Linked DNA regions of Homo sapiens: region 2 is linked to region 1. A link is a contact called in ENCODE Hi-C or POLR2A ChIA-PET data. All regions are on one chromosome and are shown on one strand. Each heading gives the region's core, a stretch centred on a gene start or an enhancer-like site at or near the end of the contact. The rest is flanking DNA. Distances are from core to core; before and after follow the strand shown.

Evidence for each region. A loop is a pair of places that touch in the nucleus more often than their neighbours do. ChIA-PET counts read pairs that join two places held with the same protein, here RNA polymerase II (POLR2A). Pooled maps may share reads with other maps.
Region 2: a loop to region 1 is called in a pooled map, with 2.3 times the contacts of the local background. The contact joins two enhancer-like sites. A Hi-C loop is called at or near these places in 5 of 50 pooled maps. POLR2A ChIA-PET finds 5 or more read pairs at or near these places in 5 of 52 experiments (B cell, CD4-positive, alpha-beta T cell, H1 and 2 more).

The regions. Positions count from the first base shown.
Region 1 is chr4:6,870,648-6,878,149 of GRCh38, forward strand. KIAA0232 reads left to right here. Exons shown (of 10, transcript NM_014743.3): 8 at 927-1,035; 9 at 6,013-6,110. Among named protein-coding and RNA genes, the nearest start is that of TBC1D14, 35 kb to the right of the region's middle. RefSeq lists a silencer at 3,412-3,571. Within about 2 kb of position 4,949, at least 8 of the 41 ENCODE cell types and tissues checked have a DNase peak (open chromatin) inside an H3K27ac peak, as active enhancers do.
Region 2 is chr4:6,970,165-6,977,666 of GRCh38, forward strand. The region is part of intron 3 of TBC1D14 (TBC1 domain family member 14); the gene reads left to right. Among named protein-coding and RNA genes, the nearest start is that of TBC1D14, 64 kb to the left of the region's middle. RefSeq lists enhancers at 614-1,251, 2,529-3,166, 3,167-3,805 and a silencer at 2,778-3,072. Within about 2 kb of position 4,392, at least 2 of the 41 ENCODE cell types and tissues checked have a DNase peak (open chromatin) inside an H3K27ac peak, as active enhancers do.

The sequences.
Region 1 (7,502 bases), core at 3,699-6,198:
CAAAAATTAGCCGGGGTGGTGGTACATGCCTGTAGTCCCAGCTACTCAGGAAGCTAAGGCACGAGAATCATTTGAACACTGGAGGCAGAAGTTGCAGTGAGCTGAGATCGTGCCACTGCACTCCAGCCTGGGTGACAGAGTGAGACTCTGTCTTGGAAAAAAAAAAAAAAGGAAGTTTCTTTGATTCCATTTCTTCTTTTACTTACTTCTGCCTGAATGTATGAGGGAGAAGAGGGTTCCCCCTGTTCTCTTCAGAGCACCTCATGCCAGTAAAGGCTCAGGGCTTCCCCATTACCTGTATGCACTTGGGGAATCTAGAAGTTTGCCTTGCTTGGGAGCGTTTTTATTACATTATATTTTGGGCTTGTAAGAGTTTTTTTAGTTAAGATTTTCATGTCGCTTCCCATCTAAGTACTTCTTAAGCAATACTTTCTTTATACACTGTGAACACGCTGGCTTTTAAAATGCACTTTTTTTCAGAACATTATAAAAACTCACCAGTTGGCTGGGCATGGTGGCTCATGCCTGTAATCCCAGTACTTTGGGAGGCCAAGCTTGGCAGATTGCTTGAGCCCAGGAGTTCGAGACCAGCCTGGCCAACATGGCGAAACCCCATTTCTACAAAAAGCACAAAAAATGAGCCAGACATGGTGGTTCCCGCCTGTAGTCCCAGCTACTTGCAAGGCTGAGGTGGAAGGATCACTTGAGCCCTGGAGGTGGAGGTTGCAGTGAGCCAAGATCGTGCCACTACACTCCAGCCTGAGTGACAGAGCCAGACCCTATCTCAAAAAGAAAGAAAGAAAAATCAAAAAACCTCACCAGTTTAAAAGTTCTGGGTTTATAATCTGTAGTTAATAATGCTTGAATATTCTTCCTCTAACCTGAAAGTTTATAAACTTTTTCTGTATTTGGTTTAATCTAAACAGTTCCCTGTATTGAACACTGATATACAAGGAATGAATAGAAGTCAAGAAAAACAGACCTGGTGGGAAAAAGCCTTGTACTCTCCTCTTTTTCCTGCATCAGAGTGTGAAGGTAAGGAGACCTTTGTTAGTTCATTTATTCATTGCAATTTGTAATTTGTTAAGAGCAATAATTTCTTTTTCTATGAATATCAGTCCAAGAAACATTTACCAAGAGGTTTCTGTGTGGGTAGCACTTTGTCATGCACTGGGGACACAGGGAGGAATGAGAACTGGGCCCTGCTCTGAAACAGCCACAATCTGATGGAGGGGAAAGGCATGGAAATATATCCAAGCGTTACTGACCATGGATGAGGTGTGTATAAGCCACCACTGAGTCACAGAGGAGGAAACAGCGGGCAGTCCCTGTGAAGAGAGTTGCCTGCACAGAGGCAGGAGGGTCGCCGCCAGGGGAAAGCACAGGGCTCCATGGCTCAGCTGAGTTGTAGCTGACGCGGGAGAGACAGACAGGGCAGGAGCCTGTCAGAAGGTTTGAGGGCTTGGCTAGGTTAGGTAGCGTCTGACATGCAGGAAGGGAATGCCGTTGACAGGATTTAAATTGGAGGTTGTCAAGGTCAGATGTTGTTTAGAACAATTCTAGTAACAGAGTGGAAATGGAATTGAAAAACTGAAGGCTATTGGCCAGGGTTTTAAGCCCTTGCAGTAGTTTGGGAGGCATACGCTAAAGGTCTGGACTGAGGCAATCAAAGCGGGGACAGAGAAAAGGAAACAGGACCGAGAGGTTTTGTAGAGGAGGAGTTTGTTGGATTACTTTCTATGAGGAGTAGTTATGGGAGTCTAGGTAGAGAGGGAGACAGGAGTGGGCGCTGATGCGGTGAGGAAGATTTTAGTTTAGGGTATTTTTTGAATGAGCAGTCTGTGAGGCCTTCCAGGTAGACACCCAGAAGTTGTTAAGAAACCCTGAATTGAAATTTTGGGAGAAGTAGGAACTAAGGATGCAACCAGAATTGATTAGCTCAAGAAGTTCAGCTTGTCCAGATTGTGGTCTCCTGGGCTTCTATTGGCTACCACATTTATTTAACACCAGTCTCCTGTCAGAGTCCCGAAGGGGTTATGCAAATCTCTTGCATTTAAATTTACGGGTTCACGTGTTTGTCACATCCCCTCAGCTAATTTGTAGTTAGTGTGGAGCCAAGTGACTTCTCTCTCACTAGCCACGATGCCCTGCACACGCCTGTGTTGTCCTCGGAAAGCCTCCCTGGCATCCCTCGGCAGCATGGGCTATAGCTGATGGGATGGAAGGCCAGCTTGGCCAGGTTGACTCTTTAGGAGTGGAGCGTTTGCTGTTCTCTGGTCTGTAGCCACAGACAGCTTCCCAGGACCCTGCCTTCCTCCTTCCCAGAGGTTCATCTGGGTCATAAGGAGAGCGTAGAGCTGAGTCTTCACTGTTAGCGTCTTCGTTGATTGAACAGCGTTTATTGAAGGCCCGTTGCTGCTGCCGCCCTACCATTAGCTCATATCTGGACAGCCTTGGTTGCGTGCAAGGTGCTCTCAAGCTTTTCTTTTACATAATTCCCACAAGAACCTTAGGAGATGCCCCCCGCTAGTTTTCAGATGAGGAAGCTGAGTCTCAAGTTTAGTACTGTAATTTGCCCGAAATCACACAGTTAACTATTAAGCATGGGCTAGAATGTAGGTTGTGATTCTTGTGGTCCAGAAGTTTTGCCCTCTACAGCAGCTGCCTGCACTTGGTACCAAGGTAGATGCCAGGGCAGTAGGAGTAGGACACACAGAGCTTCCCTTCATGTGTGTCCAGTCTGGTAAACTGGGCAAGTACAAGACACAGACACAGTTAATGGAATGAAGGTGGGATGTGGCCACAGCTGTGCCACAGAGGACCTCTCAGGAAGAGCTAGGAGGGAGAGGAGGATGCCACCTTGTGGAAAAGAACCAATTCCTTGCAGTGGCATAGGATGATTTTGAGACACAGAGTTCATGTTTCTTTAGTAAAGGGCAACCTTAGCACCCTTAGTCCAGTTTTCTGTCATTAGTTAGTAAAGAATCCAGTTTCACCTCTTAGCTCTAGGTTCCTGGTTATCTGTACAGTCTCTTAGTGGATACTGGTGTTTGTACATAATATTTTTGTTTTTACAGTGAAGTGGTATATAGAGAAACTCTCAGTGCATAAATACTGGTAATTATTTCTTTTGAATGACCTTTAGCTCACACTGTGAGTTAAGTCCCTGCATATTTGCCCTGTAGCATCATGAAGCATCCTTCTTTAGCTTATGTGGGTTGGGGCATTTAGTCTCAGAAGGATAGCCAAGAAAACAGGTAGTCACTTACCTACTCAGCAGAAGTGGCTGGGGACTCCTAATGCTTCTAATATTGGATATGATTCATCACAAGCAGTTGCTGCTCTGAGCCAGGGGCTGACCTGGGAGCTCACAGCATCTCTGGAAAGGAAGAGTAGCATTGTCCCCTTTACAGTAAGGCGAGGAAACAGGCTCAGAAAAGAGGCAGCTTGTTCAGGTAACCATATAAGAAAGCCCCAGCTTTGTGCAGTCTGCCCCCTGCTGGCCTTGCTGCGCATTCATATGTGCATCCCTTCAGCACTTGGGTTAGGCACTGTTCTAGACTTGGGAATGCATAGGCAAACAGATCGTGTCCCTGTCCTCCCCCTGCTCAGGTACCTTCTCAACAGGGACTTGAGGAAATAGGGCACAGACCATGTGACAGCTGGGGCTGCCTGCAGGGAGAGGTGCCAGGCAGCAGTGGCTTGTGCAGGGACAGGAATGCATTGGGTATGCCCCCAACATGACTGGCAAAGAAGGGATGGCATGGGAGTGTGGTGGGGATGAGGCCAGCCAGGCAGCTGGGAGCCAGACCACAGAGGGCCTTGTAGACTCTGTGCACCAGGAGTGCCGTCCCAAACAGCAGTCTCCACAGCTCACGCCCCTGGATTTTCAGTGCTTTCAAGACTCGAGTAATGTAAGCGTCTGGATGATTTTAGCATTAAAGACAGAGAGTCCTGCAGGGAAGCAGTACAGACAGGTGGTGAAAGGCCCAGGATTGAGAACTGTATTGGAATCCAGAGCTTCTTTCCCCAGCTATTAGGCTTTGGGTGCTGACTGAGCCTTTCTGTGCCTCTGTAGTCTGTATGTATAAAAGGAGGCTAGAAGAATGCCCTCATTGTAAGGTAAAGTGCCTAGAACAGTGGCTGGCATGTCATAGCCCGAAACAGGGTGGTGGTCAACTTGAGCATCATGAAGACTATCAGCAGCAGTTCAGCATCACCTTTTCCAAATACCCTGTGGCACAATAAAACCCTCTTGTATGTACAGAATTCCTAAAGCAGGAAGAGAAAATGAAGGAGTGGGGTGTGGAGATGGGCCTGCCTGCCTCTGAGCTATCCTTGTCAAGGAAACCATGTCCTATCCACTCCATGCCCCTCAGCCAGTATAAGTGGTGGCCATATGGAGTGGGCCATGGAGTGAGAAGTCAGCCAAGGAAAAGATGCCTCCTTAGGAGAGATGAAGCCAGGGTTCCTCCCAGCCTCAGCAGAGGACACATGGCATCCTCCCCAGCCGCCCTAGGGCAACCACGCCTCCAAGCCTATGGCTTTGATAAGCAGCGGTCATGGGTGCAATGTGTGTGCCCGGCACTGTGCTTGAGGCTTCACCTCTTTGAATTTGCACAGAAATGTAGGAGGGAAAATGGTGATGTTCTCATCTTAGAGATGAGGATACTAGGGCTCAAAGAGGTTAAATAATTTGTGCAAAGTTACATCACAAGTAAATAGCATGACCTGGAATTGACTGAAGTCTGTCTAATCCCAGAGCCTGGGGTATTCTCATGAACCTCAACTAGTAACTTGGAGTTCTTGGAGCCGTCAGAGAGAACAGCTGTGGAGAGTCTTCCATGTGGCCAGTGCAGCTGCAGGAAGCAGCCCAGCAGGGCCCAGATGGTCTTACCCTTGGCACAGCCTCGCTACTCTGTGCCAAGGTAGAAGGGCGCAGCAGTCACTTGCTCCAGCCTTGTCCTTTGGGGTGTTGTGCAAGGGGCAGGCATGTCATCTCGTCAAACTACCTTGTGGCAACTCTGTGGCAGGGGATGGGGGGTGTGATCTGGTTTTGAGGAAGTAGATGCTCAAGGGTGTTAAAGGACTTAATGCACCATGAATGTCAATGCCAGAGTCCAAAACCCTGGCCAAGTTCCTCCTTTTACTCTGCACTGTGCCTCTGCCCCAGCTATGTTTCTCATGGAGGTAAGGGGAGTAAGAGGCTGTTCTGGATGAAGACCAGCAGTTCTCAGTGCATTAGAATTGCCTGGGAGCAAATCTGCTTTTCAGAAAGTGCCCAGCCCCTGCCCAGGACAGTTCATTTGGAATCTCTGGCAGGAGTCTAAGCCTCTCTAAAGCCCCCAGATGATGAGAATATGCAGCCAGGGTTGAGAACTACTGGGCTCGTTGGATTTGTTTGATATCTTCTCATCCCAGTTTTTTTCCCATTTTGTGGGGCCATTTGCCTGATGGAATCGCTAGCACCATTTCTTTTTCCTATTCATAGATGTGATACATGGTTCAGTATGTTGTTGAGGAAGAACACACAAGGACGTGACCCTGTGTCGTTTCTCCATTGCGTTCCCTTCTGTCTGAGCTTCCTTTGTTCCTCTGTCCTATGAACGTGCTATGATGCACCATCTGTCTCCTCCATCCATTTGTTGTGGAGAGCATGGGCCCTGTGGGTCTCTCTGTCGTGTGTTCCCAGGGCCGATCACATTACAGGTGTGAATAGAAGCTTGTCCAATGAGTGCCTCCTGGTAGAATAACAGGAGTGTATGGTTATGCTGGCCTATTTCTTTTTTTAACTCACCAAACCAAGAATTTTTTGTCAGCATAGCGTTTTTTTTCTCTTACACACCTGCCTGGCTGTGCTTTTAGTGACGACTTAAAACCTCCGAAGGGTTGGGAGACCTAACTGATGTAGCTTTTTAGTGAAAAATGAAACAAGAATGTATGTTTCATAACTGTGTCTTAATGGAATTTCCCCCTTTCCCTCTTTTCCCTTCTCCATTCCAAATGATTAAGAATGTTACACAAATGCCAAGGGAGAGAGTGGTTTAGAAGAATATCCAGATGCTAAAGAGACACCCAGTAATGAAGAGCGCCTGTTAGATTTTAATAGGGTAAGTGGACTGTCCTCCTCCTCGTCATTAACTTACAAACAGCCACCACCTCCAGTTGTCACTGTAGTCAAAAACCTGGGAGTCATGTGAGTGGACCCCACCTCTCCCAGGAACCAGCCAGGCCTGTGGGTGCAGACTTCCTGTTCTCTGGCCTTTGTTCTGAGTCTGCATTCTCCCCCGCTTCCAAACCCCCTTGACTGTTGACTGCCAGTGCTTCCTGAAGAATCCCCAGCTCTCTCCCCAGTCTTGGCTCTACACTACTGCCCGAGGGCATTGCATTACAAATGCAGAGCTGACCCTGTTGCTCCTTGGGTGGGCACACTTTTCATCTTTTTTTTTTTTGTTTACCTAATAAGTGGGAGACCTAGCCTTGTCCTCTTTGAAAGTGCACCCTGAGGCAGCCTTGCCAGTGTGCTTGTTGCCGCTGTCCCGGCTTCTGCAGAACGATCCCGCCCTTTCCGTGTCCTCCTGCACTCTGTGCACGACTCTTCTTGCTGTAGCCAGAGCATGTACTTGCGTTCCGTTTCTGCATGTCTGCCTCTTCCACAAGCCTGTGGGCACCACGAAGGCGGGAGCGGGGCCTCCGCCTGGTTTAGTCTCGTCTTAGACCTTCCCCGGTTAAGAGGCAGGCAGGCAAATGAACCTAAGGAAAATTCTTTTTATTTGGTGTGAATTGTCAGTGTATTAGGGTTCTCCAGAGGGACAGAACTAATGGAATAGGTATATATATACACAAAGGGGAGTTTATTAAGTATTAACTCACACGATCACAAGGTCCCACAATAGGCCATCTGCAAGCTGAGGAGGAAGGAGAGCCAGTCCCAGTCCCAGTCCCAAAACTGAAGAACTTGGAGTCCGATGTTCGAGGGCAGGAAGCATCCAGCATGGGAGAAGATGTAGGCTGGGAGGCTAGGCCAGTCTAGTCTTTTCACATTTTTCTGCCTGCTTTATATTCTAGCCACGCTGGCAGCTGACTAGATGGTGCCCACCCAGATGAAGGGTGGGTCTGCCTTTCCCAGCCCACTGGATCAAATGTTAATCTCCTTTGGCAACACCCCCACAGACACACCCAGGATCAGTACTTTGCATCCTTTAATCCAATCAAGTTGACACTCAGTATTAACCATAACAAGTCCACCCCTTGTCAATTTGAACCCATACACATCTCCTGAAATTATATGTAATCTTCAAATAAAGACAATAAGGTCATAATTATACCTAACATAATACAGCTATGCTTCATACAACCGGAAAAGCACCAATCCCAAACCCAAGTACTATTACATAGAGTTAACAATACTTAAATGCTGATATGAAGTCAATAAATCTTATGTCAGCCGGGCGCTGTGGCTCACGCTTGTAATCCCATCATTTTGGAAGGCCAAGGTGGGC
Region 2 (7,502 bases), core at 3,142-5,641, 99 kb after region 1:
AATTCCTTTTCCTTCTCTGGAAGTTTTCTTATTACTTGAGAGAGCAACATCACGTGGTGACATAAGAACTTGGACTTTGGAGTTAGACTACCAGGGTTTGTATCCCAGCTCTGCTACGGTTTGGTTGTGTGACTTTGGGCAAGTTATTTAACCTTTCTGAGCCTCATTTTCCTCATCTCTACAGTATGGAGAACAGTAGCACCTGCCTCCATGGTGGTGAGGATTAAACGGGTGAATACACACACGCACTCAGAATAGTAGTGGACATAGAAAGTATTTGCTGTTACCGTTGTTTCTTTCTTATGACAAGTCAACCTTGAACAACAGGAAATGGAACAACGGAACACAGTGCAAGAGAATGAGCCTGAGCTCTTCAGTGCATTCTTCATCTGCTTGGCCAACAAGTACTGAGCCATGTTGAGGCCAGGTCTTGTGCTGCGCACTGGGAGCCCAAGAGCAGTTGGGTTGACCTACCTCAAGGAGCCTGTGGCTGAGCTGGGGTCAGGTGTTCACACTGGCCAGGAGCTTTGGACCTGCCTCAAGGAGCCCGTGGCTGAGCTGGGGTCAGGTGTGCACACTGGCCAGGAGCTTTGGACCTGCCTCAAGGAGCCCGTGGCTGAGCTGGGGTCAGGTGTGCACACTGGCCAGGAGCTTTGGACCTGCCTCAAGGAGCCCGTGGTTGAGCTGGGGTCAGGTGTGCACACTGGCCAGGAGCTTTGGACCTGCCTCAAGGAGCCCGTGGTTGAGCTGGGGTCAGGTGTGCACACTGGCCAGGAGCTTTGGACCTGCCTCAAGGAGCCTGTGGTTGAACTGGGGTCAGGTGTTCACACTGGCCAGGAGCTTTGGACCTGCCTCAAGGAGCCTGTGGCTGAGCTGGGGGTCAGGTGTTCACACTGGCCAGGAGCTTTGGACCTGCTTCAAGGAGCCTGTGGTTGAGCTGGGGTCAGGTGTGCACACTGGCCAGGAGCTTTGGACTTGCAGGCTTGGGTTTGGTTTCTGGCTTCACCACTTTTTGTCTCTGTTGAGCCAATGACTACTTCTCAGTTTCCTCATCTGCTAAACAGGCATTATGACATCTACTTGCTTAATTGTTCTACACTAAGGGATAATGCGCATGTGGTGTATTTTTGCCCAGGGTTGAACACAGTGAGTCGCCCGGCGTTACTAGTCAAGGAATGGATGTCTTGACTTTTAATCAATAGGTCCGATTTGTGGTGTTGATCCCATATGTGGTTTGCCCAGGACATTTGCCCAGTACATCGGATTTTATTCTAACTGGGCTGCATTCTTTTGGCTTGGGCCTTATATATTACTATTTTGGGGAAATATTGAAATGTTAACTTTTAGTTATCTTTTCAAATTGCATAAACATTTTGAAAATTAAGTCATATTTTTTGTTAACCTCGATGGTAGTTTGAGAGCGATTTTCTTAACAGGGGAAACAAAAATGACCACGGGTAGGAGAATAACAGTACAACAGTGGCTGTCCAGTTGCGGTCCCCGGAGTAGTCACATCAGCATCACCCGGGCATTTGCTAGAAATGCACGTTCTCGGGCCTTACTCCAGACACATCAAACCAAGTTCTGGGGCTGGGGCCCAACAAGTTTTGTTTTAACAGAAGCTACAGGTCATTCTAATGCATGCCAAAATTTAAGAACTATCGGTATGCAGGAAGAGAATGTTAGCTATTGGAAGGAAAATAGCCATCTTTGCCACAGCAGGTTAAATAAAGGGCCCAAAGCCCACCGGCCAGGCAAATTTCAGTAACTGCTGGTGAACCGGAGAAGTTATTGTGGATAAAGATGGGAGCATGTATTTGGAGAGAGCTGCCTTCAGGCCTCTGGTTGCTGGCTTTGTATGAGCTGGACTCTGGCCAGGGCAGCATGGATGGTGACACTGCCTCGGAAGTGCAGTCCTTTGCCTTGTGAGTAAAGGGGAACCTTCTTTCTTGGATTCCATGGCCCTTTTGTTTGTTTCACAGATTTGAGCCTCTGAGTAGATCCATCCTGAGATTACAGTGAAGGGCAAAGACTTCTGTGGCCCTTGCCTTCGTTGGAATTTACCATGGGTCAAGGAAAAGACAGATTTAAACAAATAACTCTACATATAATTATAGTTGTGATCAATGTTGTGAAGAATTGCGGTGATAAGCAATTCTTATCTCTGAGGTCACCTGTTTCAAGTGACTGTCAGCCGCCGGCCACCAAATGCAAGCGTCTGTTCTCAGCCCTCGTCTTCCTTGGCCATCAGCAGCATTACCCCGGCTCCTTGAGTGACTTTCTTGCCTCGGCTTCCAGGCTGCCCGTTCGCCCACCTTTTCGGTTTCCTTTGCTAGGTCCCTCATCTTCCCCATCCTCTAAATGTTAGAGTGCCTGGAAGGCCCTTCCCTGTCCACTGTCACCCTCTAGGGCAAGCTTGTCCAACCCGCCTTAGTTTTTTGTTGTTCTGCTTTGTTGAGGCTTTTAGCAGTCTGAAGCTATGGTTTTTGTTTTCTGTATCTAGAAGCGGAAAAGAGGGATGAGGAAGGGGCTTTACTGGCCCAATCAGAAACAGAAACTAAGAACCCATGACTGTATTCTCTCTCTTGGACACCCCTGGGGCATCTCAGCTGGACTCGAAGCTTCAGCGGTCAGGCTGCCGCCCTGTCTCCAGTTGGGACCTACCTCCTGCCCAAAAATGACCATTTAAAAAGTAAAAGTGATGCTTTGTAATTTGAGCAGGTGTCAGAGGCTCAGGGCTGAAAATACGTGGGGATGCTTTACAACAGACTCGGTAACTCTTTCCGACATAACACTGTGTACATAGGCTGTAGGGATTGACGTCGTTGTTGGAAATGAGGTTGAGCGGAAAGTTAATGTCCTGGTTGGACTCTGAGGGTGCTGCTGATTGTTGGAAAGATAGCCGCAGGGAGGATAGGCTTGTAGGTTTCAGTGTCCTGGATGAAACCCTGTCATGTGAGCACCGATGAGTACATGGCCTGTTGTGTTAGCATTTGTATAGCCTGGAATGTCTTGGGCGGCCTTCTGGAATTTCAAGTCAGCTCTTAGATTTTAAAGCAAGAATCCCAGAAGAAGGCAGATCCAGGACAGTGACATTTTCTCTCCTCACCTCTGAGAAGTCTGGGGTACTCCAAAAGTCTCAAAACATTGTAGATTGCAGCAAGGATAGGTCTTGGTGGTCAGTGGAAGTAATTGGCTGCTGGCCTACAGGCAAATTCTAAAATAACAAGAAAAAACTTCACTTTCATTATCCCTTACGCCTTTGCAAAATGGGTTTGAAAGAGCTTACAGAAGTGAACAGGTCCCGGTCCCAGGTTAGACGGAATAAGCACATTCCACCCGGTGTCACCCAATGAATGCAGATATAAAACCTGAACAGAAAGCATGGAGCAGCTATTTGAGATTCTGGAAAGTAAACAGTGGCAGGTGAGTTGGGGAAGAAGACCAGAATTTGAAGTACCACTGGATTGGTACTGAGTTTACCAATTTTTTTTTCCCTTCCAATATTTCTCAGCCTGAACTCAGGCAGACCCAAACCCAGGAATAGGTCTTAATGTGGACAGAGAGCACCAGGAGAAGCTCTGTACTTCTGACTTGGCGAATGGGTCTCTAACACTTAGAATGAAGAAACCCCATTTTTTAGTTTTATTTATTTATTTATATTTATATTTTATTTTGAGACAGAGTCTCACTCTGTCACCCAGGCTGAAGTGCAGTGGCGCAATCTTGGCTTACTGCAACCTCCACCTCCTGGGTTCAAGTGATTCTCCTGCCTCAGCCTCCTGAGTAGCTGGGACTACAGGCGTGCACCACCACCCCCGGCTCATTTTTATATTTTTAGTAGAAATGGGGTTTCATCATGTTGGCCAGGCTGGTCTCGAACTCCTGACCTCAGGTGATCCACCTGCCTTGGCCTCCCAGAGTGCTGGGATTACAGACATGAGCCGCTGGGATTACAGACATGAGCCGCTGCGCCCAGGCCTAGTTTTATTTTTTACTCTGTCCTCTTGCACCCCAGCCCTCAGGCATTCTTATGAGAGCAGCAGCTGATGGGAGCCTGAGACTCCCAGAAAAGGGGAGCTGATTAGAAGAATTTTGTTTCCAAGGGGTAAAGTGTGAACCCCCCGATGCTTTATTCTCTCTCTCTCCCCATTACCTGGCCCAGATATGGATGCAGTTGTGGGAAGCGTGTGGCTAGAGAACCAGAAAAGGGGAGACCCAGGAAACTAGAAAGTACTGGGGGGATTGCAGAGAGGAGGAGCTCAGGAAGGTAACCCTTTAAGGTGTTAATGAACTCCCAGACTTCTCGTCATGTTGTGGGTACCCAGATCTGACGCTGAGTAGCTTACGTAGACTTGGAGAACTCATCTCTGGGATAGACCACCATGCAGTTCCCTAACTGGCCACTGGATGGTGCACAGGCAGGATGGATCCAAAAAGCGCTTCAAAGGCTTTGAAAACAGCTGACTTGGGAACCACAACTCACAGAAGGCTGGCTGGAACTTGTGTGTGGAATCTAACTGCATAAATTGCTTACTAAGATAAAAACGTCAACATTCTCCCAAGGGTTGAGAGAAAATTCAGAGTTTCTTAACACAATATTGAAAATGTCTAGAATGCAGTTCAAAATTAATTGGCTTAAGAACTAGAATCATCTTTAAAAAAAAAAAATTTCCTCTGAATCAGAATAGGTTCAGATAGGATCGTCTTTTTTTGTGTGTCTGTTTTGTTTGTTTGTTTGTTTTTGTTTTGTTTTGTTTTGTTTGAGATGGAGTCTTGCTCTGTTGCCCAGGCTGGAGTGCAGTGGTGTGATCTCAGCTCACTGCAACCTCTGCCACCCAGGTTCAAGTGATTCTCCTGCCTCAGCTTCCCAAGCAGCTGGGATTACAGGCGCCCGTCACCATGCCTGGCTAACTTGTTTGTATTTTTAGTAGAGACAGGGTTTCACTATGTTGGCCAGGCTGGTTTTGAACTCCTGACCTCAAGAGATCCGCCCATCTTGGCCTCCCAAAGTGCTAGGATTACAGGCATGAGCCGCCGCGCCCGGCCTGTTTTTTGTTTTTGAGATAGGGTCTTGCTCTGTCCCCCAGGCTGGAGTGCAGTGGCGCATCTCAGCTCACTGCAACATCTGCCTCCCAGGCTCAAGCGATCCTCCCATCTCAGCCTCGTGAGTAACCGGGACTACAGGCACGTGACACCACACCTGGCTAATTTTGTATATTTTTTGTAGAGACAAGGTTTTGCCATGTTGCCCAGGCTGGTCTTGAACTCCTGGATTCAAGTGATCTGCCTGCCTCAGCCTCCCCAAAGTGCTGGGATTACAGGTGTGAGCCACTGCGCCTGGCCAGGATCATCTTTTAATAATCAAGACACCACTGCCGAGATAACACAGATGTTGGAATTATTCAATAGACTTTAAAGCAGTCATTATAAAAATGCTCCAACAAGTAAGGGTGCACACTTCTGAGATGGGAAAATAGAAAGTATCAGTAAAGGAAAAGAAACTATAAAAAGAATTAAGTGGAAATTTTGTAACTGAAAAATACACTAACTGAAATAAACTAACCAGACAGGCTCAATAGCAGAATGGAGATGGTAGAGGAAAGAGTGAAGGAATTTTAAGATCAATAGAAATTATCCAATCCAGGCTGGGAGTGGTGGCTCACACCTGTAATCCCAGCACTTTGGGAGGCTGAGGCGGGTGGATCACCTGAGCTCAGGAGTTCGAGACCAGCCTGGCCAATGTGGCGAAACCCCATCTCTACTAAAAATACAAAAATTAACCAGGTGTGGTGGCAGGTGCCTGTAATCCCAGCTACTTGGGAGGCTGAGACAGGAGAATCACTTGAACCCAGGAGCCGGAGGTTGCAGTGAGCCGAGATCGTGCCACTGCACTCCATTCTGGGTGACAGAGCACTCTGTCTCAAAACAAAACAAAAAACAGAAATTATCCAGTCTGCATAGTACAGAGAAAAAAATGAGTTTAAAAAATGAACAGAGCCTTAGGAACATGTGGGGCAGTACTAAAAAGTATAACACTGTCACTGGAGTGTCAGAAGGAGAGGAGAAACAATATGATGCAGACAACTATTGGAGTAAATGATGGCTGAATATCTCCCACATTTAGCAAAAGATAGAAACCTATAGATTCAGGAAATTCAGTGGCCGCCAAACAAAATAAACTCTAAAAAGTAAGAAGTCCATGTCCAGATACATCATAACCAAATTGCTGAAAATAAAGACAAAAAAATCATATAAGCAACCAGAGAAGAACAATGTCATACTTATTGGGGAATAACAATTTGACTGAATTTCTCATCAGAAACCGTGGAGGCCAGAAAAAGTAAAACGATATTGTTAGAGCGCCGAAAAGAACTGTCAACCCAAATTCTGTATCCAGCAAAAATGCCCTTCAGGAATGAAAGTGAAATAAAGATATTCTCAGGTGATGAAAAACGAAGAATTTGTTGCCAGCAGCAGACTTGCTGAAAGAAGTTGTTCAGATAGAAGGGCCTGTATGCTAGGAGGAGACTTGGAACATCAGGAAAGAAGGGGAGCAGAAATTGTCAGGATCTGGATAAATACAGTAGACTATTTTCCTTTTGTTTTAACTGAAAGCAAGTAGATGTTGCCTTTAAATATACAATAACAATGTGCTATAACACGATTAGAGTAGAAAGAGCAATAAACAATTTGCCGTATAATTATAATGCAAAGTTGGTGACTTAAAACACCATAAATATAAAGACATTCACAAAACCACAGTTGAATATACATAACTCTCATTTCCTGGGAAACACAATTTTAAATAAATAGTTGAGTTCCCCAATGGACTATCAATCCCGGAGAAGAAAATCAGGGCGCTCCCTCCTCTCCCTCTCCCTCCTCTCCCTCTCCCTCCTCTCCCTCTCCCTCTCCCTCTCCCCACTGTCTCCCTCTCCCCACGGTCTCCCTCTCCCCACGGTCTCCCTCTCCCTCTCTTTCCACGGTCTCCCCCTGATGCCGAGCCAAAGCTGGACTGTACTGCTGCCATCTCGGCTCACTGCAACCTCCCTGCCTGATTCTCCTGCCTCAGCCTGCCGAGTGCCTGCGATTGCAGGTGCGCGCCGCCACGCCTGACTGGTTTTCGTATTTTTTTGGTGGAGACGGGGTTTCGCTGTGTTGGCCGGGCTGGTCTCCAGCTCCTAACCGCGAGTGATCCGCCAGCCTCGGCCTCCCGAGGTGCCGGGATGGCAGACGGAGTCGCGTTCGCTCAGTGCTCAATGGTGCCCAGGCTGGAGTGCAGTGGCGTGATCTCGGCTCGCTACAACCTCCACCTCCCAGCTGCCTGCCTTGGCCCCGCAAAGTGCCGAGATTGCAGCCTCTGCCCGGCCGCCACCCCGTCTGGGAAGTGAGGAGCGTCTCTGCCTGGCCGCCCATCGTCTGGGATGTGAGGAGCCTCTCTGCCTGGCTACCCAGTCTGGAAAGTGAGGAGCGTCTCTGCCCGGCCGCCATCCCATCTA